Linked DNA regions of Homo sapiens: region 1 is linked to region 2. The links are chromatin loops, found by intact Hi-C in ENCODE. Cell type or tissue: B cell. All regions are shown on one strand. Each heading gives the region's core, and the rest is flanking DNA. Links, peaks and the distances in the headings are about the cores only. Region 1 overlaps FBXL18 (F-box and leucine rich repeat protein 18). Region 2 overlaps TNRC18 (trinucleotide repeat containing 18).

Region 1 (11,770 bases), core at 2,066-10,065, 80 kb after region 2:
GCTTCACCATGTTAGCCAGGATGGTCTCAATCTCCTGACCTCGTGATCCGCCTGCCTCGGCCTCCCAAAGTGCTGGGACTACAGGAGCCCGCCATCACGCCCGGCTAATTTTTTGTATTTTTAGTAGAGACGGGGCTTCACCGTGTTAGCCAGGATGGTCTCGATCTCCTGACCTCATGATCTGCCCTCCTCGGCCTCCCAAAGTGCTTTTCATTTTTACTTTAAAGGCTCGCCACATGGACAAAGGCCAGGCGGCTTCACACACTCAGTCGACTCCAGGTACAGACCCCTGACCTTTTCAGGGCTCTTCGCATGTTCTGGCCTCCCTGGCGTAGTGCCCCCCACAAAACAGGGGCATCATGGCCAGGCGCGGTGGCTCACGCCTGTAATCCCAGCATTTTGGGAGGCTGAGGCGGGAGGATTTCTTGAGCCCAGGAGTTTGAGACCAGCCTGGGCAACACAGTAAGACCCTGTGTGGTGTGGTGGGGCGCACCTACAGTCCCACCTCCTCGGGAGGCTGGGGCAGGAAGATCACTCAAGCCCAGGAGGTCGAGGCTGCAGTGAAGCAGGATGACGCCACTGCACTCCAGCCTGGGTGACAGAGCAAGACCCTATCTCAAAACAAAAATGAAGCAGGAGCATCAGCTCAGGAGGTGTGTGGGAAAACACAAGTTCCCCCAGACCTGGGCTGAAGCCGCTGCCCCCACTACACCCCCAGCACGCCCCTCAGCAAGGCCAAGGCCAACACCAACAGGCCCAGTGCACTAAGACGCACTTTCTAAAAATGGCCACAACATGACCTCCCACCCCAAGAGGTCTTCTGCAATGACAGCTCATCACTCATCCTGGCAAGTGGGGGGTCTGTGCCCCGTCTCTTGACTGTGGCAGCTTCTGGGACTGCCTTGGTCAACAGGGTGTGGAAGTGATGCCATGTGACAGCCAAAGCCAGGGCCCGTCCTTCTGGTTTTCTGGAGACGCTTGCTCTTGGGACCCAGCTGCCACGCTGTGAGGAAGCCCAACTAGCCTATGTAGAGAGACCACATGGAGAGGCCACTTAGACCACATGGAGAGACCACATGGAGGGGCCACATGGAGAGGCCACGTGACAAGGCCACATGGAGAGGTCTCATGGAGAGGCCACACGAGGCCACATGGAGGTGTTCTGGCCACAGGCCCCACTGAGGTCCAGGTCAACACCAGCATTGACCACCAGACCTGCGAGTGAAGATGCTTCCAGGAGACTTCAGTCCCCAACTGCTGAGTCACTGTGGTGGAGGCTCCAGACACCATGGAACAGATAACTCGTAGTGCCATCCCCTGTGCAAATACCTGCCCTGGAGAAGCCGTGAGCACCCCACAGTGGCCGTTCTGGACCCTGAACTTGGGAGTGCCTTGTTATGTACAAGACAGAATGTTTCTGGCTATTGCTCAGCCTTGGCGCTCCTCTCCCCCGCTTGCCTGTCACTGTAATGACAGTCTCACATGTTCCTCTGAAGGAAGGGCTCCTGGGCTTCCTCGCTGCACACATTCCCATCCTCTCTCCCCTGCTGCAGCCATTGGCGTCGGCAGCACAGAGTATCAGCCCCCACCCACTGCCCAATTCCCCAGCACCGACCGCTGATTTCCCTCCAGCCAGACACAAGACATCACCAGGGGACGGTGTGTACATGTCAAGCTGCAGGCAACGGCTCAGACAATGTTGGGCAGGATGGGAGGCTCCTGGCCCTATGTCGCCATTTCTGCCAGAGAAACACCATCACCTCAAGAACCAAGCCAGAAGGAGGCATTGCTGAGTCCCTGGCTCATGTGAGGGGCCCCACCCTGGCCGCTCCGTTCTGCAGCAGCCCTGGAGCCCACCCTCTGCCGGCAGCCCTGTCCCCATCCGGATCCTGGTGCCTCCTCCCACCTCCTGCCACATTTGGGCCGAGCCTCTTCCCAGAGCCCAGGACAGGTAAAGGAGGTCTCTGCCCCAAACTGACACTGCAAATACACCAGCCTCAAGAGCACAAGTGCCGGGTGCGGTGGTTCATGCCTGTAATCCCAACACTTTGGGAGGCCAAGGTGGGTGGATCACCTGAGGTCAGGAGTTCGAGACCAGCCTGGCCAACATGGTGAAACCCCGTCTCTACTAAAAATACAAAAAACAGCTGGGCATGGTGGCACATGCCTCTTACCCAGCTACTCAGGAGGCTGAGGCAGGAGAATTGCTTGAACTCGGGAGGCAGAGGTTGCAGTGAGCCGAGATTGTGCCACTGCACTCCAGCCTGGGCGACAGAATGGGACTCCATCTCAAAAAAAAAAAAAAAAAAAGCACATGCACTGCAGATTTCACTCTTTTTTTAGGTGGAGTCTCACTCTGTTGCCCAGGCTGCTGGAGGGTAATAGTGCGGCCTTGGCTCACTGCAGCCCCCACCTCCCAGGTTCAAGTGATTCTCCTCCCTCAGCCTCCTAAGTAGCTGGGACTACAGGCGTGCGCCACACCATGCCCGGCTAATTTTTGTACTTTTTGTAGAGATGGGGTTTCACCATGTTGGTCAGGCTGGTCTCAAACTCCTGACCTCAGGTGATCCACCAGCCTTGGCCTCTCCAACTGCTGGGATTACAGGCGTGAGCCATTGTGCCTGGCCCAGATTCCACTTCTATGGGGCACCCAGAGGAGTCAAACTCATAGGGACAGGAAGTAGAATGGTGGGTGCCTGGGGCTGAGGGAGGGGGCTGGGGAGTGAATGTTTAATGGGGACAGAGTTTCAGTTGGGAAAGATGAGAAAGTTCTAGAAGCGGATGGTGATGATGGCTGCACAACACTGTGATGTGCTTAATGCCACCGAACTGTGCAGTTCGTTTTTTTTTTTTTTCTGAGACAGGGTCTCGCTCTGTCACCCAGGCTGGAGTGCAGTGGTGCAATCACGGCTCACTGCAACAGTGACCTCCCAGGCTCAAGCGATCCTTCTGCCTCAGCCTCCCCCTAAGTAGCTGGGACCACAGACAGGTGTGTGCCGCCATGCCCGGCTAATATTTGTACTTTTTGTAGAGACAAGGTCTGACTACGTTGCCCAGGCTGCTCTCAAACTCCTGGGCACAAGTGTTGTTTCTGCCTCGATCTCCCAAAGTGCTGGGATTACAAGCATGAGCCACCGCCCCCAGCTTGAACTATGCACTTTATTTTACTTTTTTTTCTTCAAAAAAATCCTCCGCTGGCAAATTATGCACTTTATTTTTTATTTATTTATTTATTTATTTATTTATTTATTTATTTGAGACAGAGTCTCGCTCTGTCACCCAGGCTGGAGTGCAGTGGCGCGATCTCGGCTCACTGCAAGCTCCGCCTCCCGGGTTCAGGCCATTCTCCTGCCTCAGCCTCCCGAGCAGCTGGGACTACAGGCGCCCGCCACCACGCCCAGCTAATATTTTTGTATTTTCAGTAGAGACGGGGTTTCACCGTGTTCGCCAGGGTGGTCTTGATCTCCTGACCTCGTGATCCGCCCGCCTCGGCCTCCCAAAGTGCTGGGATGACAGGCGTGAGCCACCGCGCCTGGCCAAATTATGCACTTTAAAATGGTTAAGATGGTCCAGGCCTGGTGGCTCACGCCTGTCATCCCAGCACTTTGGGAGGCCGAGGCGGGTGGATCACTTGAGGTCAGGAGTTCGAGACCAGCCTGGTCAACATGGCGAAACCCCGTCTCTACTGAAAATATTTTAAAAATTAGCTGGGCGTGGTGGTGGGTGCCTGTAATCCCAGCTACTCCGGAGGCTGAGGCAGGAGAATCGCTTGAACCCAGGAGGCGGAGGTAGCAGTGAGCTGAGATCACACTACTGCCCTCCAGCCTGGGCGACAGAGCAAGATTCTATCTCAAAAAATAATAATAAAATAAAATGAACAATGCTGAGGCTGTTTCCACAGCCCTGAGGGAAAGCCTAAGCTGACTCGGCCCTGCCTGCCTTCAGCCAGCCACCACTTTTGCTGTCTGAGCTGCCACCAGACCACAGGGAGGCTTTTGCAGTGTGTAGCCTGCACAACCGTGCCAGTGTACCTGCACTGCTCCCTGCCAGGCCCATCCTGACCTACGCAGCCTCCTCTTTCACCTTTGGCCTCCCCAGCCCAAGGCTGTCTCAGCTGTCACCTCCTGATGCCCCCTGGGGAGTGTCTGCCCCCCGCTTTGGGTCTTGTGTCTCCATCCACACACCTCTGTTTCAGACAACCCGCCTCCCCAAGCACGGCACCCGCCCCCAACCATCGGAAGTGAACAAAGCTACCAGCCTCGGACCCAAGGAAGGGGTTGTAGGCAAGAGGTCAAAGTATCCGTGCTGGAAGGACCACACAGCCGCCTGGCTTTCTAAATCAAGTCCATTTTATTTGAAATTTTCCACATGCCACACATGTACATGAAAATTCCCATCCAGAATGTAGTTTGCTACAGTGAACACCAATGTCAGGAGCAGGCATCACCGTGAGACGCCACGGGGGCAGGTCAGCGGGACGGGGACAGGGAGGTTGGTCATCGAAAGGCAGGTGATGCATGTCGTGTCATTTAGCACCTGGTCATGAGATACGGCGAGACCCCCAGGTCCAGGGAAAGGTCTCCCCTTAAAACCACGTGGAGCTCTGCTGTCTCTGGGCAGTCTCACGTGGACAGACAATGCTCAGAAGGTGGCGAAGGGGCTGGAGGGAGATACCACCGACGGCTGCAGGGGAGGGGCACGCACACACACAGGCACGCACATGCTTGCCCATGAACACCCCCCGGGCACACACACACCCTTGCACACTCCCCACCCTCCCTCCACCCCAGACACATCAGCACAGCGGTCCAGGCTCTGGCTCACTCCCCGGGAGGCTTCTGTGGCCAGGGTTCCCATGGCGGGTCTGGTGGCAACAGCTTGGAGAAAAGCCTCCCGGGACCAACCCTCATTCCCAGGTCCACTGATCTGGGGTAGGAGTAGCCAAGTGTTCTGACAGGCGGTTTTCCCGTAAACCGACCCCTTCAGCGTTTCTGCTTTTTGTTGTTTGTTTTCTGAGACAGGGTATTGCTCCGTGGCCCAGAGTGGAGGGCAATGGTGCGATCTTGGCTCACTGCAACATCCAACTCCTGGGCTCAAGCAATCCTCCTGCCTCAGCCTCCTGAGTAGCTGGGACCACAGGCACATGTACAATGCCCAGCTAACTTTTTTTTTTATTTTATGTAGCGATACAGTCTCACTATGTTGCCCAGGCTGGTCTCGAACTCCTGGGCTCAAGCGATCCTCCTGCCCCAGCCTCCCAAAGTGCTGGGATGACAGGCGTGAACCACCACGCCCGGCCCCTCCCATGTTTCTCAAAGGAGCTTTAGAGAGCAGAGGAGCCCGAGTCACTGCCACCACTGGGTTCCTCAGTGTCTGTGGGGTTTGTGTTCATCATGCCCAGTAGATCTAGAAACTTCTTTTGTTTTTTTTTTTTTTGAGACGGAGTCTCACTCTGTCGCCCAGGCTGGAATGCAGTGGTGCGATCTCAGCTCACTGCAAGCTCCGCCTCCCAGGTTCATGCCATTCTCCTGCCTCAGCCTCCTGAGTGGCTGGGACCACAGGCGCCCGCCACCACACCCGACTACTTTTTTGTATTTTTAGTAGAGACGGGGTTTCACTGTGTTAGCCAGGACGGTCTCGATCTCCTGACCTCATGATCCGCCTGCCTCAGCCTCCTAAAGTGCTGGGATTACAGGCGTGAGCCACTGCGCCCGGCCAGATCTAGAAACTTCTAACTTGAATCCCACACCCCCAAGTGCAAATGAGACCCATGACCATCACAAAGACCCCCCAGCGTCGTGGTCAAGGCTACCAGGAACTGGCAGCAGCGCTCTGCCCACGTCCACAGGAAGTGGCCGACGTCTCCTCTGCCTTTGGTTTAGTGGCCCCACACTTCATCACCTCACTTTGTCCATGAATTTCACACGTTTTCTTACAAGAGCTCTGTAATGCGCCAGGCACGGTGGCTCACACCTGTTATCCTAGCACTTTGGGAGGCCGAGGCAGGAGAATCACTTGAGGTCAGGAGTTCAAGGCCAGCCTGACCAACATGGTGCAACCCCATCTCTGCAAAAATACAAAAATTAGCCGGTCATGATGGCAGGTGCCTGTAATCCCAGCTACTCAGGAGGCTGATGTGGGAGAATCGCTTGAACCTGTGAGGTGGAGGTTGTAGTGAGTGAGCTGAGATCGTGCCACTGCACTCCAGCCTGGGGGACAAAGCAAGACTCCCTCTCAAAAAAAAAAAAAAGGCTCTGTAATTTTCAGATCCTAAAAGGAGCAGATAACAGGGGAAGAGGAGGTGGGAGGCTGCCACAGCGCTGCCTGCTGGGGGATCAAGGTCCCCGCATCCAGGCCTCCAGCACCCTCCATCCCTGCAGGAGCACTGCTGGCACCGCCAAGGCCGGAGCACTGGTCTGGAGCTTCATTGGCCGGCAGGGGCCCAGCCCTCAGCTGTTGGAGCCCTACGGCTCTAGGTCTGGCCCCTCCACAAGCCCTCCAGGCCCACGCCTGAGCCCAGCCCCGGTCCCCTGGGTCCAACGGCCTGTGGCTCTGGGTCCGGACCCAGGGTGTGGTTGAGGGAGGGCGCTGCTGAGCTGGCAGGCAACCCTTGTGTGTTTGCAGCGCAAGAGGAGCTCAGCCCGTCCTGGCTGCCGTCCTGGGTCGAAGCAGCAAGTGTCTTCCCGCCCTGTGCACAGACAGGTCCCAGGAGGGCCTCTTGGAGAAGAAACCGCTCAGGCCCATGTCCTGGCAGGGCCTCTGGGGGCAGCAGATGGCAAGGATAGAGCCCGCCCCCTCTGCTGCAGAAGGAAGCGGCCCTCACCCAGCCCCCCTGGGCTGGACGGGCCGTTGAAAACAAGAAAAGCCTTCCATAGCAGAAAGGAGTACTCAAGGCCCAGAAAGGCAGCTTTGCTCTGGGTCATCAGGCTCAAGTGCCTGCTCTGGGCCACCTTCGGAAGCCTGGTGGAGCCGAGTGTTGCCTGGTGACGTGGAGCAGGAGGCGGGGCGGAGGCTGCGGGACACGGGGCTGCAGGGCCGGGAAGGGGGTCAGGAGAATAAATAGCAGCTAGGTGTGGGGTGAGCTGGGAGCACAGGCAGGAGGGGGCAGCCAGAGAGGTTGGGGCTCTCCCTTTTAAAGAACAAAGGGATACATACCCTTTCCCCTCCTCCCTCCCTCCAACCCCACAGTCTCTCCCTCACATACACACACGGAAGACGTGACTCACACACACATGCACACACAGGGCACAGGTACACGAAGGCACACGTGCACACACAGGGCACAGGTACACGCAGGCACATGTACACACAGGCACACGTGCACGCAGGCACACGCATGCAGGCACATGTGCACACACAGGGCACAGGTACCCGCAGGCACACGTGCACGCAGGCACACGCACGCAGGCACGGGGACAAGTGCTGACCACGCTCCTCCAGCAGGCAGCATATGGTCTGCTGCTTAACAGCCGAGCTCTGCCAATTGGGGACCATTAGGGTGGGTTCTTTTCCCAGCATCAAATGCTGCAGAATATAAATTGCAACTAACGCTGGTGCCAAAATAGCACTTAGAGAAAATAAGCACGTTATTAACATCTGGTGAAGCCCATCTCGGGGGTAGCAGCAGCGGAAATTCTTGCTCTAAGTCAGAGGATGGTTGCAGGGGACACTAAAAATACAAGGTCCACTGTTTCAGGGGTGCTTTCCAAGGCACTGCACCCCAGCCTCAGGAACAGCCCTTCCCCCAGTCCTGTCTATGAGTATAAATTATGCTGCTGGTTAAAACCGCTTGCTCATGAGAACAGGACACCCAGGCGCGATCGTACACACGCTAGGATGCATTCCTGGAGCAGACGCAATTCTCTAGCCCGAGTGGGGAATGTTCTGGAGGAAGGAGTGGGGCGGAGCTGCGGTGCCCAGAGACACAGGCCCCCTGAGGGTCCGGGAACCTCCCAGGCCACTCGCCCCTGCCTGGTCGGAGAGCAAGAAGTGGTCAGTCCCAGGAGGCACCACACCACCCGATCTGATCGCCGCGCCTGGTGGTCTCCAGGTGCCATTTTAAAGCTCTAAAGAAATGCCCAGGAACTGTGGGTGGGGGGGGTGCTCCCACCACCTCTGAGACCCTCATCTACAGCCCCTGCCCCCTGGGGCCGTGGGCAGCTGGTCCTGCGGCCTGCAGACTAGGAGACGGGGCCTAGGGGTGTGGCTCTCACAGGCCATGACAGGAGGGCCAGGAGGCCTCTGGGAGGCGAAGGCTTGGTCTGGTGTGGGTCCCACCATCGGGCACTGCTGGAATCAGCCTGCAGAAGGGTCCCTCTGGCCAGGAGGCAAAGGTTCTGCACTGGGTGCAGCCTGGGGCTGGGAGAGGACCCGTGGGCTTCAGAGAGGAGGCGATGACCCCATACATACAAGAAAGTCAGGGTGAAGTGGGAGGAGACCTCAAACCCCAGATCCACCTGTGCCAGTGAGCAGAGGCGCCAGGGTGGGGTCAAGACTGCCAGGTGGAGAGCTGGGAGGCAGCCTGCACAGGAGGGCTGTACCTCCCCACAGCTCTGACCCCAGTTCTCCAAAGGCCTCCTGGACAAGGAGCTTGGCCCCCAGAGCAAGGAGCTGCTGAAAACCATCCCCACTCAGGGGCAGGGCCGGTGATTGGAGGCCTGGGGATGGTGTACCCCATTTTTTAACAGCAAAGCAAATGTGAGACACCACCCCACAGGACGGGGCATCTGTCACACGGAAACCCAGGAGGAGGAAGGCGGGCTGGACAAGGGGCCCTTCACCAAGAGCGGCCAGGGCGGCGGTCCAGGCTAGCAGGGCCCAACTACAGCCCCCTTTGGAAGCCACTGGCCCAGGGACAGCTCTAGGAGCGCCTGGAGGTGGAGGACGGCAGAAGCGGCCACCGTGGCACATGGGGTGAGGACTCAGATGCCAGGAGGATGTCCTCATTTTTGGAATAACTTTGTTTTTTTCTCTTTCTTTTTCAGAGATGGGGTATCCCTGTGTTGCCCAGGCTGATCTCAAACTCCTGGGCTCAAGTGATCCTCCCAAAGTGTGTTGAATATATATATATATATATATATTTTTTTTTTTTTTTTTTTTTTTTTTTTTTTTTGAGGCGGAGTCTCACCCTGTTGTCCAGGCTGGAGTGCAATGGTGTGATCTCGGCTCACTGCAACCTCCGCCTCCCAGGTTCAAACGATTCTCCTGCCTCAGCCTCCTGAGTAGCTAGGATTACAGGCGCCCGCCACCACGCCCAGCTAATTTTTGTATTTTTAGTAGAGATGGGGTTTCACCATGTTGGCCAGGCTGGTCTTGAACTCCTGACCTCGTGATCCACCCACCTCAGCCTCCCAAAGTGCCGGGATTACAGGCGTGAGCCATCGCGCCCAGCTGAGTATTTTTAAAGTCTTAAATGAAGTCATTTGAAATGGGGTCATGTGATTGCTACTCCAGCCTTAAGAATCCTTTCTGGGTTTTAATGTTTCGCGTTATTCTAACAAAGCCGAATGTGTATCGATTTCCCCAGGAACGCGCATGGACCTTCCCAGGGAAGCTGAAGGCCGTGGGGTGGGTGGGAGGGGGAGGAGGCCTCTCTCGTTAGAAACGGGCCCTGCTGGTTGGGCTGAAAAGTCACAGGAGAGGCTCCAACCAGCAGTCCCAACCTCAGGGGACCTCTCTGGGGCCACAGGCATCATCTGGCTAGAAAAGCCCCAGAGACATGAGTGGGCTCAAGTGTGTCCTAATGGGATGGAGAGTCCCAAGTCTGCAGCCACTAAACTGGCAGGCCCTTCCCCATGTCACACTTGACCATGCAAGGGGACACTCAGATACACGGTGACCAGCCCGGCCGACTGGACTTCAGGGGGACAGCATGTGGCCGCCCATCCACGGGGCCCCGGTGGCAGGTGACCACAAACACAACAGCCAAGGGACACGCTTCCCGGTCGGAAGTGGCAGGGGGTTCGGGCCCTCCAGGCCCGTGGACAGGGCCCCCAGGGATTGCGGCTCAGTATACAAACCCCCCAGCCAGGCCCCAAGGGTCAGCCTGGTTCAGCCAGCCCCCCACATCGACCGTCCCCCGAGCCCCCTCATGTCACCCAGAACGCATCCCCTCGACCTAAACTTCACAGAGCAACAGTCCCCATGAGAGAGCCGTGGAGACGCCGGGAGCCCCAGGAGCCAGGTGGGGCGTGGCTGGCCGGGAGAGAGGCCCCCTTCCTCTTGTGACAAACCAAGGGTCCCTGGCGTCCCAGGCTCCTGCAGCTTCTCGAGGTGACTGAGACCGATGGGCGGCGGCTCCGCCTCTCACCACCACAGGTTCGGCGGTTCCTCGGCCACTCTGCTCTTAAATAAGGTGATCTCATCCAGGTGCACCAGGGGGACGTCCCGGATGACGTCGGTCAGGCCCTCGTGGAGCAGAGGGAAGATGACGACGTTTAACGCGGGCCGCTCGGCCTGGAAGCTGAACCAGAGACAGGCGGTCAGCGGATTACATGGGTGGCCACGGAGGGGGCGGAGCCTGCTGGGGAAGCCCAGGAGGCACTCACACCTGCCTCCCCGTCCCGGGCTCACCTGGGGCTCCCAGACAGACCATGCCTGCCAGAGTCACCCTCTAAGTGCCTCAAGGGCCCTGTACGTGGCAGACAGAGCTGGGGAGGAGCACGGCAGCCGGGAACAGGCCACACGCTTCTCTCCAGGCTCAGGGGGCACCCGCTCCATGCCAGCCACGAGGATCAGAGGCCCCGGAGGCCAACCCTGCTCTGCAGACGTGCTGCTGGGCCCCAGGGCAGCAGAGGGACCCCACTGCAGGAGTGGCAGATCCGAGGCCCCTGGCCCACGGAAGCCCCACGGCCAGGACAGAGAGAAGGGACAGGTGCCCACACCCCACAGCCGCAGGTGGGCCACCTCAAGGGGGTGCGACTGCCAAGTCAGTGAGGCAGCAGCAGTCGCTGGGAGGAGCAGATACCCAGGTGGCCACTCAGGAAAAGCACACGTTTGACCGCATGACAAATGGCAGGTAGGCGACCCCCCCCCAATGCCCCCACCCCCAGGCGACCAGCCCCCGCCACGCTGTGCACGAAAACTCATGCACAATTGCCACGGGGTGCCCACCGAGTGCCAGACGCTGCATTGAGCTCGACAGACATGACCTCATTTTGCCTTCCCCACAACCCTACAACCAACCACAGTCCCCCAGCGGGCCATGAAGCAGAACAGGGACCCCTCCACAGTCAGAGCAGGCCACCAGCACAGCCCTACTGGCCCTCCTAGGCCAAAATGCAATGCAAGTGCATTTGTGGCTTGCCCCTGTAATCCCAACACCTGGGAGGCTGAGGTGGGAGGATTGTTTGAGGCCAGGAGTCCCAGAACAGCCTGGGCAACATAGGGAGACTTTGTCTCTATAAAAAATTTTAAAAAATGAGTCAGGCATGGTGGTGCATGCCTGTCACCTCAGCTACTTGGGAGGCTGAGGCAGGAGGACCACTTGAGCCCAGGAGGTAGAGGCGGCAGTGAGCTAAGATCACGCCACTGTACTCCAGCCTGGGCAACACAGTAAGACCCTGTCTCAAAAAAAAAAAAGAAAAAGAAGAAGAAAAGAAAATACAAAGACGACCCAAGTGCCAGCCCGGGAGCTCCAGGCAGAAGGAAAAACATAGCAGTGCCCCAGAGAGGAAGACAAAAACATCCAGGACGGGCGCAGTGACTCACACCTATAACCCCAGCACTTTGGGAGGCAGAGGCAGATGGATCACCTGAGGTCAGGGGTTTG
Region 2 (11,770 bases), core at 2,204-10,203:
CCTCCACCTCCTTAGTTCAAGAGATCCTCCTGCCACAGCCTCCTGAGGAGCTGGGATTACAGGCGCCTGCTACCACACCCGGCTAATTTTGTATTTTTAGTAGAGATGGGGTTTCACCATGCTGATCAGGCTGGTCTCGAACTCCCGGCTTCAAGTGATCCACCCACCTCAGCCTCCCAAAGTGCTGGGATTACAGGTGTGAGCCACCACATCCGGCTCAGAATTTTTTAAAAATAAAAATAAACAGAATTGGGACCTTGCAGGACAAAGAAAGAAGGGGTAGCCATGGAGAGAGGAGAAGTCACCTAAGAGAGCACACAGAGGCCAGGCATGGTGGCTCACACCTTTAATCCCAGCACTCTGGGAGGCCGATGGGGGAGGATTGCTTGAGCCCAGGAGTTTGAGACCAGCCTGGGAAACATAGTGTGACCCCATCTCTATTTAAAAAAAAAAAAAAAAAATTTAAATAGTTTTTTTTTTTTAAAGGGCACACAGAATGACAGCCCTAAGAGGCAGGCAGGTGCTAGGGTGCTGGGTAAGGGTCCTGATTCTCTGCCTAAGCCCAGAGTCCTATGGGATCCCAGGCCAATTAGAGATCTCTCAGGGACTCAGGTACCCCATACCCAGCTGCCCCTGCTAAGGCCAGGGATGCAGGACCTGTCCCTGGTCCACTGGGCCGATGTCTTCTCTCCAGCACCGCCTTGTCAATAATCATGCCATTGACAACACCCACAAACAAAAGGGCTACCCGATACCTGTTCTCTCATCCAATCATTCAAACAGCACTCCCAGCCGGAGCAGTGGCTCATGCCTGTAATCCCAGCATTTTGGGAGGCCGAGTTGGGTGGATCACGAGGTCAGGAGTTCGAGACCAGCCTGATCAACATGGGGAAACCCCATCTCTACTAAAAATACAAAAAATTAGACGGGTGTGGTAGCAGGCGCCTGTAGTCCCAGCTCCTCAGGAGGCTGTGGCAGGAGGATCTCTTGAACTCAGGAGGCAGAGGTTGCAGTGAACCGAGATCAGCCTGACCAACATGGTAAAGCCCTGTCTGTACTAAAAATACAAAAATTAGCCAGGCGTGGTGGCGCACGCCTGTAATCCCAGCTACTCAGGAGGCTGAGGCAGGAGAATTGCTTGAACCCGGGAGGTAGAGGTTGCAGTGAGCCAAGATTGTGCCACTATATACTCTAGCCTGGGCGACAGAGCAAGACTCCATTTCAAAAAATAAATAAATAAGTAAAATACAACCAACAATAAAAAAACAGCTCTCCCACACAGGCATCAGGTCTCTGCTCTCCCGTCTGTAAAATGGACCTAATGGGCTTAATAGGCCGGGCACAGTGGCTCATGCCTGTAATCCCAGCACTTTGGGAGGTCAAGGTGGGACGATCGCTTGAGCCTAGCAGTTCAAGACCAGCCTGGGACACATGGTGAAACCCCAACTCCACCAAAAACGAATACAGTAGTTAACCGGGCGTGATGGTGTGCACCTGTAGTCGCAGCTACTCAGGAGGCTGAGGTGGGAGAATGGCTTGAGCCTGGGAGGCGGAGGTTGCAGTGAGCTGAGATTGCACCACTGCACTCCAGTCTGGGCGACAGAGCAAGACCCTGTCTCAAAAAAAAGGGCCTAACAGTCCCTCCCCCGGGCAGGGCTGGCTCTGAGGCTGAAGTGAGCTGAGTGTGCACTGGGCTGTGGTAAGCACCCTGTGTGTTTGTGGTCATCACTAGGATTTGTTGGCCAAAGAGAAAAGTCTCAGGGACAGAGAGGTAGTGAGCTGGTGGCAGACAGTCCCGAGAGGCAGGCTCTCCTCATCCAGACCCTCTGGCATCTGCCTTGGCTGGTTAAAGTGGGAGGCTCAGGTGCGACCCCAGCCTAGAAGGCCCACTCTGTGCAGGCTGGGCACCCTCGTGCCTGGATTCAGATGCCTTCCCCAGAGTGTCCAGGAAGAGCAGACTCGCTGACCTCATCTGTACAATGGGCAAAGTACTGTAAGGACTGGATGGGGTCCTGTGACTAGAGACGCCTCTGGCTGAACCTGTCTCCTCCTGGGCTGAACACAGCAGCCGCAGGATTCGGGATGACGGTCAGACCTGGCCCCGCAGGAGGAAGTGGAGGGAGAGTGGCTGGGGAGGGCCGGAAGAGCCCTAAGCCTGCAGCAGGAGCTCCAGGGCTGCAACCTTCCAGGAACCACGAGCACCTACAGGACACCTGGGAGGAGGAAGGAGGAAGGAGGGAGGAGGGAGAAGGAAGTACCTAGCGCCCAACATCCAGAACCTGTCAAAGCCAGAGAAGACAGAGGAGCTTGGAGGTCTGCAGGCCCATTCCTTTGCAGGCAGAAAATCAAAGTGAGGCTCTAGAGAAATCCAGAATCTGCTCACGACCCCGGGGAAGCCAGGCCTGCAGAGCCCCTACATTGAGGGGCATGGCTGCAGAAATGCAGAAGAAAAGGCCCCAACAGCCCCAGGTCCCCCCGCTCTGGGAAATTTTTTTTGTGGAGATGGGGTCTTGCTATGTTGCCCAGGCTGGTCTCGAACTCCTGCCCTCAGGTGATCTTCCCACCTCCACCTCCCAAACTGTTGGGATTACAGCTGTGAGCCACCATGCCCGGCCTGCTCCTGTAATTATTAATGAGCCTACTGTGTACCAGGGATACAGTGCTGAGTAGATCACACTAGGCCCTGAACTCAGGGCTCACTCCGGTGGGAAAGCGGGTAGTTCATGAATGATGAGATAATCTGTCGTCACAAGCAAGTGATGGAAGTGGGTGCGGAAGAGGGGGTCTCTGAGCTGAGCCGGAGGAGGACTGGAAGGTGGTCTGTGGCATGGGGTGTCAGGCTGAAAGGAGAGGAAACAGCTCATACAAATGCCCTGTGACAGTGACAAGAAGAAGCCCTGAGCGTTTGAGAAACAACAGGGAAGCCAGGTGACCTGGGACCCACCAGCCCCAGCTCAGCGATGACAACAGAGGGGCACATGAAGTGGCCAGAGTGGCTGGGACGTCAGCCCAGCAGCCCTCAGCCCCGACCCCGGCATGTTCCTTACCTTCATGGGCGTGGGCGGCCCACAGCTGCACCATGGGCAGGTTGCTAGGGGTTGGGGAGCGGAAAGACAGGTCAGAGGGCAGTGGCACTGGGCTCCCATGGGACGAGGCCGAGGGCCCCATCCCGCTGGCCACAAAGCTGCCCAAGAAGGCCTCGCCTGCAGAGAGAAGTTGGGAGGACCGTCAGGCAGACAACCAGGGAGGCGCCGCCGCCCCAGCCCACCGCCCCGACCCACCGCCCCGAGACCGCCGCCTCTCCCCAGCTGTGTGGAGCTGATGCTGGCCAGGAGACCAAAGAGGGTTCCCCTGCTCCGGCCCCACCCCTGGGCTGCAAGATGGTCCTGGATCAACCCAACCAGACCCAGGGCTTGAGAAAGCACAATACGGCAGGAAGCCCCCCACAGCAGACCCTCAGCCCTGGGCACCCCGCACCCTCGGAGGAGGGCCTTCCACCCCTGCCGCCCAACCAGCCCAGATCCGGCCCGGCACCATTCTCCCCATCTGCAGGTGGAATCCTGAAGTCGGTGGCGCACTGGGACTTCCAGAGGCCACAGGGCAAGGCGGTGGGGGACTTACAGGCGGGGGGCTCATATGCTGAGCTCTGCAGGCCCAGAGAGGACACCCACCCTCCAGCCAGAGAATCACCTCCCACAGCAGCCCTAGCCAGCCCCGTGTGCCCATTTCACAGAAAAAGAAGGTGAGGCTCAGAGATGGGAAGTGCCAGGTCACACAGCCAGAAAGCAGGGACTCAGAATGCAGCCCTGCAGGGTGTCCCCCAGCCCATGGCTGGCACCACCGAGCCACAGTGGCTTAGGGAATGAATCCGTGATGAATGGAGCGGCAGGCGTGGGGGCCGCTAAGGGAGCCCCGTGGAGGGCAACCCCTCCAGACAGCAGGCCCCACCCCGGGGTCACTGCCAATAGGGGCCACGGGGCAGACTGCTGCTCAGAAACATGATGGAAATCAGCAGGGCCTGGGTGGAAGCCACAGCCAGCCCCGCCATGCCCCACGTGGCCAGGCCCACATCGGACAGGGTGCCTCCCAGCTGCCACCCAGGGGCTCTGTCCCACGAGCCCCAAACGCCATCCCCTCTAAGGGAAGACCCTGGCAGGCCTCTGGGTCACAGGTCAGAGAGAAGCATGCAGGCCCTGGCGCACGGGGCTTCCCTTACCAGGTCTCGGTTTGCACATCAACAAAATGGAGATAAACATGCCTCCCTTCGGGAATGATAGGGAAGGAAGCATGTGTTTAACCACAATGACAATATAATGAGGCCGAACACGGTGGCTCAAGCCTATAATCCCAGCACTCTGGGAGGCCAAGGCAGGCGAATCACAAGGTCAGGAGTTAGAGACCAGCCTCACCAACATGGTGAAACCCCGCCCCTACTAAAAAGACAAATACAAAAAATTAGCTGGATGTGGTGGCGGGCACCTGTAGTCCCAGCTACACGGGAGGCTGAGGCAGGAGAATCGCTTGAAGCTGGGAGGCGGAGGTTGCAGTGAGCTGAGATCGCTCCACTGCACTCCAGCCTGGGCGACAGAGAGAGACTCCGTCTCAAAAAAAAAAAAAAAATGCTAAAAATTAGCTGGGCGTGGTGGCGGGCACCTGTAATTTTAGCTACTCGGGAGGCTGAGGCAGGAGAATCACTTGAAGCCCGGAGGCGGAGGTTGCAGTGAGCCGAGATCGCTCCACTGCACTCCAGCCTGGGCGACAGAGAGAGACTCTGTCTCAAAAAAAAAAAAAAAAAAATGCAAAAAATTAGCTGGGCGTGGTGGCAGGCACCTGTAATTTTAGCTACTCGGGAGGCTGAGGCAGGAGAATCACTTGAACCCAGGAGGTGGAGGTTGCAGTGAGCTGAGATCGTGCCACTGCACTCCCGCCTGGGCAACAGAGTGAGACTCCGTCTCAAAAAAAAACAATATAATGATAAATAATGACAACAGGCCGGGCAAGGTGGCTCTCGCCTATAGTCTCTGGAGGCTGAGGCGAGAGGATGGGTTGAGCCCAGGAGCTGGGAGACTGCAGTGAGCTGTGACTGCAATTACAACACTGCACTCCAATCCAGGCGACAGAACAAGACCTGGACTCAAAATATAAATAATAACAATAACCAGCCATGGCACCCATTCGCTAAAAGCTGGAATGCACCAGGCACCGTGCAGCTGATTTCAAATCCTCCCAGCAACACCCTCAGGAGGTGGCAGCAAAGCACCTCCAGCTGGGTGCTACCACTGGCCAGCCCCCAGCGGAGGGATTCCGTGTGTACCCTAGAGCTACCTCCTTTAAGGCCCTGTGTTGTGAGCACTGTTTACAGGGGGCATGGATAAGTTATGTGGCTTTGCAGGAGATGTGGGCTCCTAGATGGCCCCGGTCCAGCCTGTGGGAGCTCACAGATCCCAGTCCAGCCTCTGAGTCCCCAGTGCCTCCCTTCTCCCCAATAAAGGGCCTGTATACAAGTGCTCACTGACCGCCTCCCAGGGGCACAGGATCCCAGAATATCCAACCCATCTTCTTTGGGGTACATGTGGGGAAACTGAGGCAAAGAAGGGCAGGGCCTCCACCTTGGGCCCCAAAGACAGGAGTGGGCAGAGCAGCAAGGGGTGCCCTCGGGCCACACGCCATCACCACCACCCCGTGTCCGGCCCCCAACACTCCAGTCCAGCCAGGCCCAGCCCCCTCACCGGACTCCAGCGCCAAGCCCTCGGGCCCCGGGGCCTCGGTGGCCAGTCAGTTCATCCATGCGGCCCAAGCCGGGGCAGCAGGGCCTCCAAGCCCTGCTGAGCCCCGGGCTTCCGCCTTGCTGTGGCAGGCGGGTGGGTAGAAGGCTCCGGAAGCCAGCAGCCAGGGTTTGCGCAAGAGCTTACATCAGCCGCCAGCTCTTCCTGCCGCAGGCTGCACGGAAGCCTAATGGCCCAGGCCGGCCCCTGCCCGGGCTTGTGAAACCCGCCCAGCAGCACCCAGGCCCGGATGCCAGCCAACGGCTCCTGCCCACCACAGGGCTCAATGGCACCCAAAGCCCCTCCTCCCAGGCTGGGCGGGGCAGCCGGGAACCCCCAGCATCCCCAGCAAGGCAGTGCCGTTCTCAGTGCCTCAGTCTGCCACTCTGTAAAATGGACACACAATCCCCACTCAGCTATGGCGATGAGGCCAGCGTGCCACCCCCCTCACCTCACTCTCCAGAACAAACAAACTTCTCCCTGGTCACGTCAGGAGCCTGCCCCTTTCCCGCCTGGCCCGTCAGGCACGAACTCCCAGGCCTCCTAGAATGCTCCTCCTTCACTCCCACCTCGGGTCTCCCTGGGCCCCAGAGAAGCCTCCAACAGCCACACGACCCAAGCAGGCCCCAAGTGACCTGTGACCACCCACAACCCCTCGGAAACAGATCTGCCAGCCTCCTTGTGGATTTCATGCCTCTGTCTTCCCCGAGAGACAGTTCCCTCCTTGAGGGCGGGGACTATCTTCCTTACTTCCTGCCATATCACAGTGGCTGGAACCTGCCACCTGTGACCTGCCACCCAGGACATACTTCTATTTGGGATTACCCAATTGCACGAGTGTTGTTTCTTTTTTTAGAGACAGGGTCTCACTCTGTTCAATTCACCCAGGCTGCAGTGCAGTGGCTCGATCATAGCTCGCTGCAGCCTCCAACTCCTGAGCTCAATCAATCCTCCAGCCTCAGCCTCTTGGGTAGCTGGGACCACAGGCACACATCATCAGGCCCAGCAAAAAAAAATTTTTTTTTTTTTGAGATGGGAGTTTCGCTCTTGTTGCCCAGGGTGGAGTGCAATGGCGCGATCTCGGCTCACCGCACCTTCCGCCACCCGGGTTCAAGTGTTTCTCCTGCCTCAGCCTCCCAAGTAGCTGGGATTACAGGTATACCCCACGACGCCTGGCTAATTTTGTATTTTTAGTAAAGATGAGGTTTCTCAATGTTGGTCAGGCTGGTCTCGAACTCCCAACCTCAGGTGATCCACCCGCCTCATCCTCCCAAAGTGCTGGGATTACAGGCGTGAGCCACCGTGCCTGGCCACCCAGCTAATTTTTTTCTTTTTCTTTTTTGCAGAGATGAGGTCTTGCGATGTTGCCCAGGCTGGTCTCAAACTGCAGGCCTCAAGCAATCCTCCTGCCTTGGCCTCCCAAAGTGCTGGGATTACAGGCATGAGCCACCGTGCCCGGCCTCTTTTCTTTTTTTTAAAGACAGGGTCTCTCTCTGTTCACCCAGGCTGTAGTGCAGTGGCTCAATCATAGCTCACTACAGCCTCCAACTCCTGAGCTCAATCAATCCTCCAGCCTCAGCCTCCTGGGTAGCAGGGACCACAGGCACACACCATCACACCCCACTAATTTTTTTCTTTCTCTTTTTTGTAGAGATGGGGTCTTACTATGTTGCCCAGGCTGGTCTCAAACTCCTGGCCTCGTGCGATCCTCCTGCCTTGGCCTCCCAAAGTGCTGGGATTACAGGCATGAGCCACCCTGTCCAGCCATAAATGTGATTTCCAATGTTCCCAGGGCCAACGCAAAGAGATACACATTAGGGTGAGGAGAGGATCAAGGCATCCCGCAACTCACAAAAGAGGCTCTAAAATAAACCCCGAAGAAGCACAGCCCATGCCAGGCCATCCTGCCTGGTCTCCTTCCATCTCTAGACTATACTCCAAGCCCCCACAGTGCCCCCCTGCCCCACCCACTGCTCACACCCACACCCAAGGACCGAGCAGTTGCCATCCCCCCGTTTCACCAAGAAGGATGCAAGCCTCAGGGTGCCAGGGGGCACTGAGTTAGGCCCAGAGCTCACTGGCCTCTCGAAAGACTTGACTGGAATCCCTCATACCAACCTGCGGTATGGGGGTCTCCCTGCCTCTCGCCCTAGGCTGAGCTCAAGACCTGGCTCCCCAAATCAAGTAACTGGCTGCCGCCTACTCACCCCAGTTATTATCTCACCCGACACCTTAGAAGCTAAGACCAATGACCGTCAAAACCTAAAACACACACCTGGGCACAGTGGCTCACACCTATAATCCCAGCACTTTGGGAGGACGAGGCGGGCAGATCACTTGAGGCCAGGAGTTCAGCCTGGCAGACATGGTAAAACCCCATCTCTACCAATAATACAAAATTAGCCGGGCGTGGTGGCACACAACTGTAATCCCAGCTACTCAGGAGGCTGAGGCAGGGGAATTGCTTGAACCCAGGAGGCAGAGGCTGCAGTGAGCCAAGATCGCGCCACTGCACTCCAGCCTGGGCAACAGTGCGACACTGTGTCTCAAAAACAAAAACAAAAAAACCTAAAACACACAGCCGGCACGATGGCTCACACCTATAATACCAGCACTTTGGGAGGCCTAGGCGGGTGGATCGTGGATCACTTGAGGTCAGGAGTTCGAGACCAGCCTGGCCAACATGGCGAAAACCACCCCCCGCCCCCGCCCCGTCTCTACTATAAATACAAAAATTAGCTGGGCGTGGTGGCAGGCGCCTATAGTCCCAGCTACCTGGGGAGCTGAGGTGGTGCGATCATGACTCACTGCAGCCTCAACCTCCCGGGCTCAAGCAATCGCCCCACCTTTGCCTCCTGAGTAGCTGGGACTGCAGGTGTGCACCACCATGTACAGCTCATTTTTATTTTTTCTTTTTCGTAGAGTCAGGATCTCACTATGTTGCGAAGTCTGGGGTCTAGAATTCCTGGGCTCAAGCGATCCTCCCACCTCGGCCTCCCAAAGTGCTGGGATGACAGACCTGAGCCATTGAGCCTGGTCTATGATTATTGTTATTATTTATGGTTACAAACCCTGGAGCTCAGAGAAGCTAAAAGCACCTACTACAAGGTCAGAGTCCGTGTCTGCTTCTAGCCAAATGCCATTTGTCCTTGCTTAAAACAAAAATTCAGAGCTGGGAGTGGTGGCTCATGCCTGTAATCACAGCACTTTGGGAGGCAGAGGCGGGCGGATCACCTGAGGTCAGGGGTTCTAGACCAGCCTGACCAACATGGTGAAACTCCGTCTCTATTTAAAATACAAAAATTAGCCGGGCATGGTGTCGTGTCCCTATAGTCCCAGCTACTCGGGAGGTTTTTAGGAAGGAGAATCACTTGAACCTAGGAGGTGGAAGGTGCAGTGAGCCGAGATCACGCCACTGCACTCCAGCCTGGGCGACAGAGTGAGACTCTCTCTCAAATAAATAAATATTCAATTTTGAAACCATAGATAGCTGGTGATTACACAGGATGAATACACCAAACACCACTAAAGTATACACATTTCAAATGGTTAATTGTATGCCACGTGAATTTCACCTCCATGAAAAAAATGCAAGCTGTAGCCTGGCGTGGTGGCTCACACCTTTAATCTCAGCACTACCAGAGGTCAAGGTGGGCAGCAGATCACTTCAGCCCAGGAGTTCAAGACCAGCCTGGGCTGATAGAGACTCTTATCTCTACAAAAAAATACAAAAAAATTAACCGGGTGTGGTGGTGCACGCCTGTAACCCAGCTACCCTGGAAGCTGAGGTGGGAGGATTGCTCGAGCACAGGAGGCTGAGGCTGCAGTGAGCTGAGATTTCGTGCAGCCTGGGAGACAGAGCAAGACCCTGTCTCAAAAAAAATTTATTAAAAATTAAAACTAAGGCCAGGTGCGGTGGCTCACGCCTGTAATCCCAATGCTTTGGGAGGCCGAGTGACTCACCCACCATGTCTGGCCCACCAATGCAATCTTCCCTCTGCAACAGTAGTTGCTGGGGACCCTTCTAGAAACTGTATGGTGGGCACCTGAAGTCCTCCCTGGTTCGAGTCGGGGGGGGGCGGGGGGGCTGCATGTGATCATGATAGGGATATAAGTTCCTTAAACAGCAAAGAACCAGAAGGCTTTGTCACTGCCAATGGGCTAGTCCAGAGTAGCTCCGGCCCACCTCTGCCCCTCGCCCTGAATCAGGTCCTCCCTCCAGATATACAGGGAAGACCCTGCACACTCCCGCCTGTCTATACCCTAACTCCTTCACTCCCTTCTCTTACAGCTCAGCCTTCCCTGTCCTTTTTCACATTGCAACTTACCCTGCCACGCCCTTTCCTGAAATGTTTTTCTCCACTGCTTATCACCTGTTATCACAGGTGTTAGTTCCTTATTGTCTCTGCCCACTGAAGACAGCAAGCTTTTCTTTGAAAGGGTGTCTGCTGCCTGTTGCCAGGAAAGCACCCAGACAGTAAACGATTGGGCGTTGCTCTGTACCAATAAAACTTTATTTACAAAAACAAGACGTGGGCCACATTTGGCTAGACTGCTCACCCCAGCATTACTAGGTATGCTACGAGTTATTTTTTATTCCTAGTCCTATGCTGCACATCGGAGGTACTCAAGTAGTATTTACGGTAGGAACTGGGCACAGTGGCTCATGCCTGTAATCTCAACACTTTGGAAGGCCAAAGTGGGAGGACCGCCGGGAGCTTAAGAACGGCCTGGTTGGCCGGGCGTGGTGGCTCACACCTGTAATCCCAGCACTTTGGGAGGCCGAGGCGGGCAGCTCACAAGGTCAGCAGATCAAGACCATCCTGGCTAACACGGTGAAACCCCGTCTCTACTAAAAACAAAAAGAAAAAATTAGCTGGGCGTGGTGGCGGGCCCCTGTAGTCCCAGCTACTCCGGAGGCTGAGGCAGGAGAACGGCATGAACCCGGGAGGCGGAGCATGCCGTGAGCTGAGATCATGCCACTGTACTCCAGCCTGGGCAACACAGCGAGACTCTGTCTCAAAAAAAAAAAAAAAAAAAAAAAGAACAGCCTGGGCAACAGAGCAAGACCCCATCCCAAAAAAATTTTTTTTAGGCCAGGCACAGTGACTCATGCCTGTAATCCCAGCACTTTGGGAGGCCAAGGCAGGCAGATCACTTGAGGTCAGGAGTTTGAGACCAGCCTGGGCAACACGGTGAAACTCCATCTCTACAAAAATTAAAAACAATTAGCCATGCATGGCGGTGTGGGCCTGTAATCCCAGCTACTCAGGAGGCTGAGGTGGGAGAATGACTTGAGCCCAGGAGGCGGAGGTCGCAGTGAGCCGAGATCGCGCCACCACACTCCAGCCTGTGACAGAGCGAGACCCTGTCTCAAAAAGACAAAAAAAAAAATTAGAAAATAATATTTATGCGGCTGGGCGCAGTGGCTCACGCCTGTAATCCCAGCACTTTGGGAGGCCGAGGCAGGCAGATCACCTGAGGTCAAGAGTTCAAGACCAGCCTGGTCAACGTGGTGAAACCGCATCTCTACTAAAAATATAAAAACTAGCCGGGCGTGGTGGTGGACGCCTATAATCCCAGCTACTCGGGAGGCTGAGGCAGGAGAACTGCTTGAACCCAGGAGACAGAAGTTGCAGTGAGGCGACACAGTGCCACTGCACTCAAGCCTCGGCGACAGAGTGAGACTCTGTCTCAAAAAAAAAAATATATTTATGGTGTGGAATGGGGGGGCAAGGTCCTGATTAGCTGGAGGAAGGGTGCCCAGGCCTTCCCTGCAGCATTCTCTGGGACCTGCTTCTCTACCCTGTGCTCCCCACTCCTGTCAACGGGGAGAGGGATTGGTGTCCCTTTTACAGATAAAGAGACTGAGGCTCTCACTCCCAAACCTACACTTCTCCACTCAGCCGCACCACCCAGACAAAGCAGAAGCGTCTGTTAGACATAGGTTGCACATTTTCAATCCCAGACAGCCCTTCATAACCAAACACATTACATTTTATCTT

Evidence for each region. Hi-C counts contacts between places; a loop is a spot of excess contacts. Peaks named below come from ENCODE experiments on the same cell type or tissue, not always from the same donor. Only the 100,000 strongest peaks of a DNase experiment are listed, where the experiment ranks them.
Region 1: it touches region 2 in a loop (8-fold over the local background); 19 of 110 quality-filtered maps call a loop at or near these places.

Annotation. Positions count from the first base shown.
Region 1 is chr7:5,471,470-5,483,239 of GRCh38, forward strand. It overlaps FBXL18 (F-box and leucine rich repeat protein 18), which reads right to left. Exons shown (of 5, transcript NM_024963.6): 5 at 4,328-10,462. The coding sequence ends at 10,306. Among named protein-coding and RNA genes, the nearest start is that of MIR589, 19 kb to the right of the region's middle. In B cell, for the core only: CTCF peaks have their summits at 6,760 (motif pointing right) and 6,960; a DNase peak (open chromatin) is centred at 6,762; H3K4me3 peaks cover 1,026 bases.
Region 2 is chr7:5,391,393-5,403,162 of GRCh38, forward strand. TNRC18 (trinucleotide repeat containing 18) reads right to left here. Exons shown (of 30, transcript NM_001080495.3): 3 at 3,048-3,203. Among named protein-coding and RNA genes, the nearest start is that of TNRC18-AS1, 22 kb to the right of the region's middle. RefSeq lists enhancers at 6,240-6,609, 10,032-10,533. In B cell, for the core only: a CTCF peak has its summit at 5,242 (motif pointing right); DNase peaks (open chromatin) are centred at 5,339 and 5,979; H3K4me3 peaks cover 1,520 bases; H3K27ac peaks cover 1,739 bases.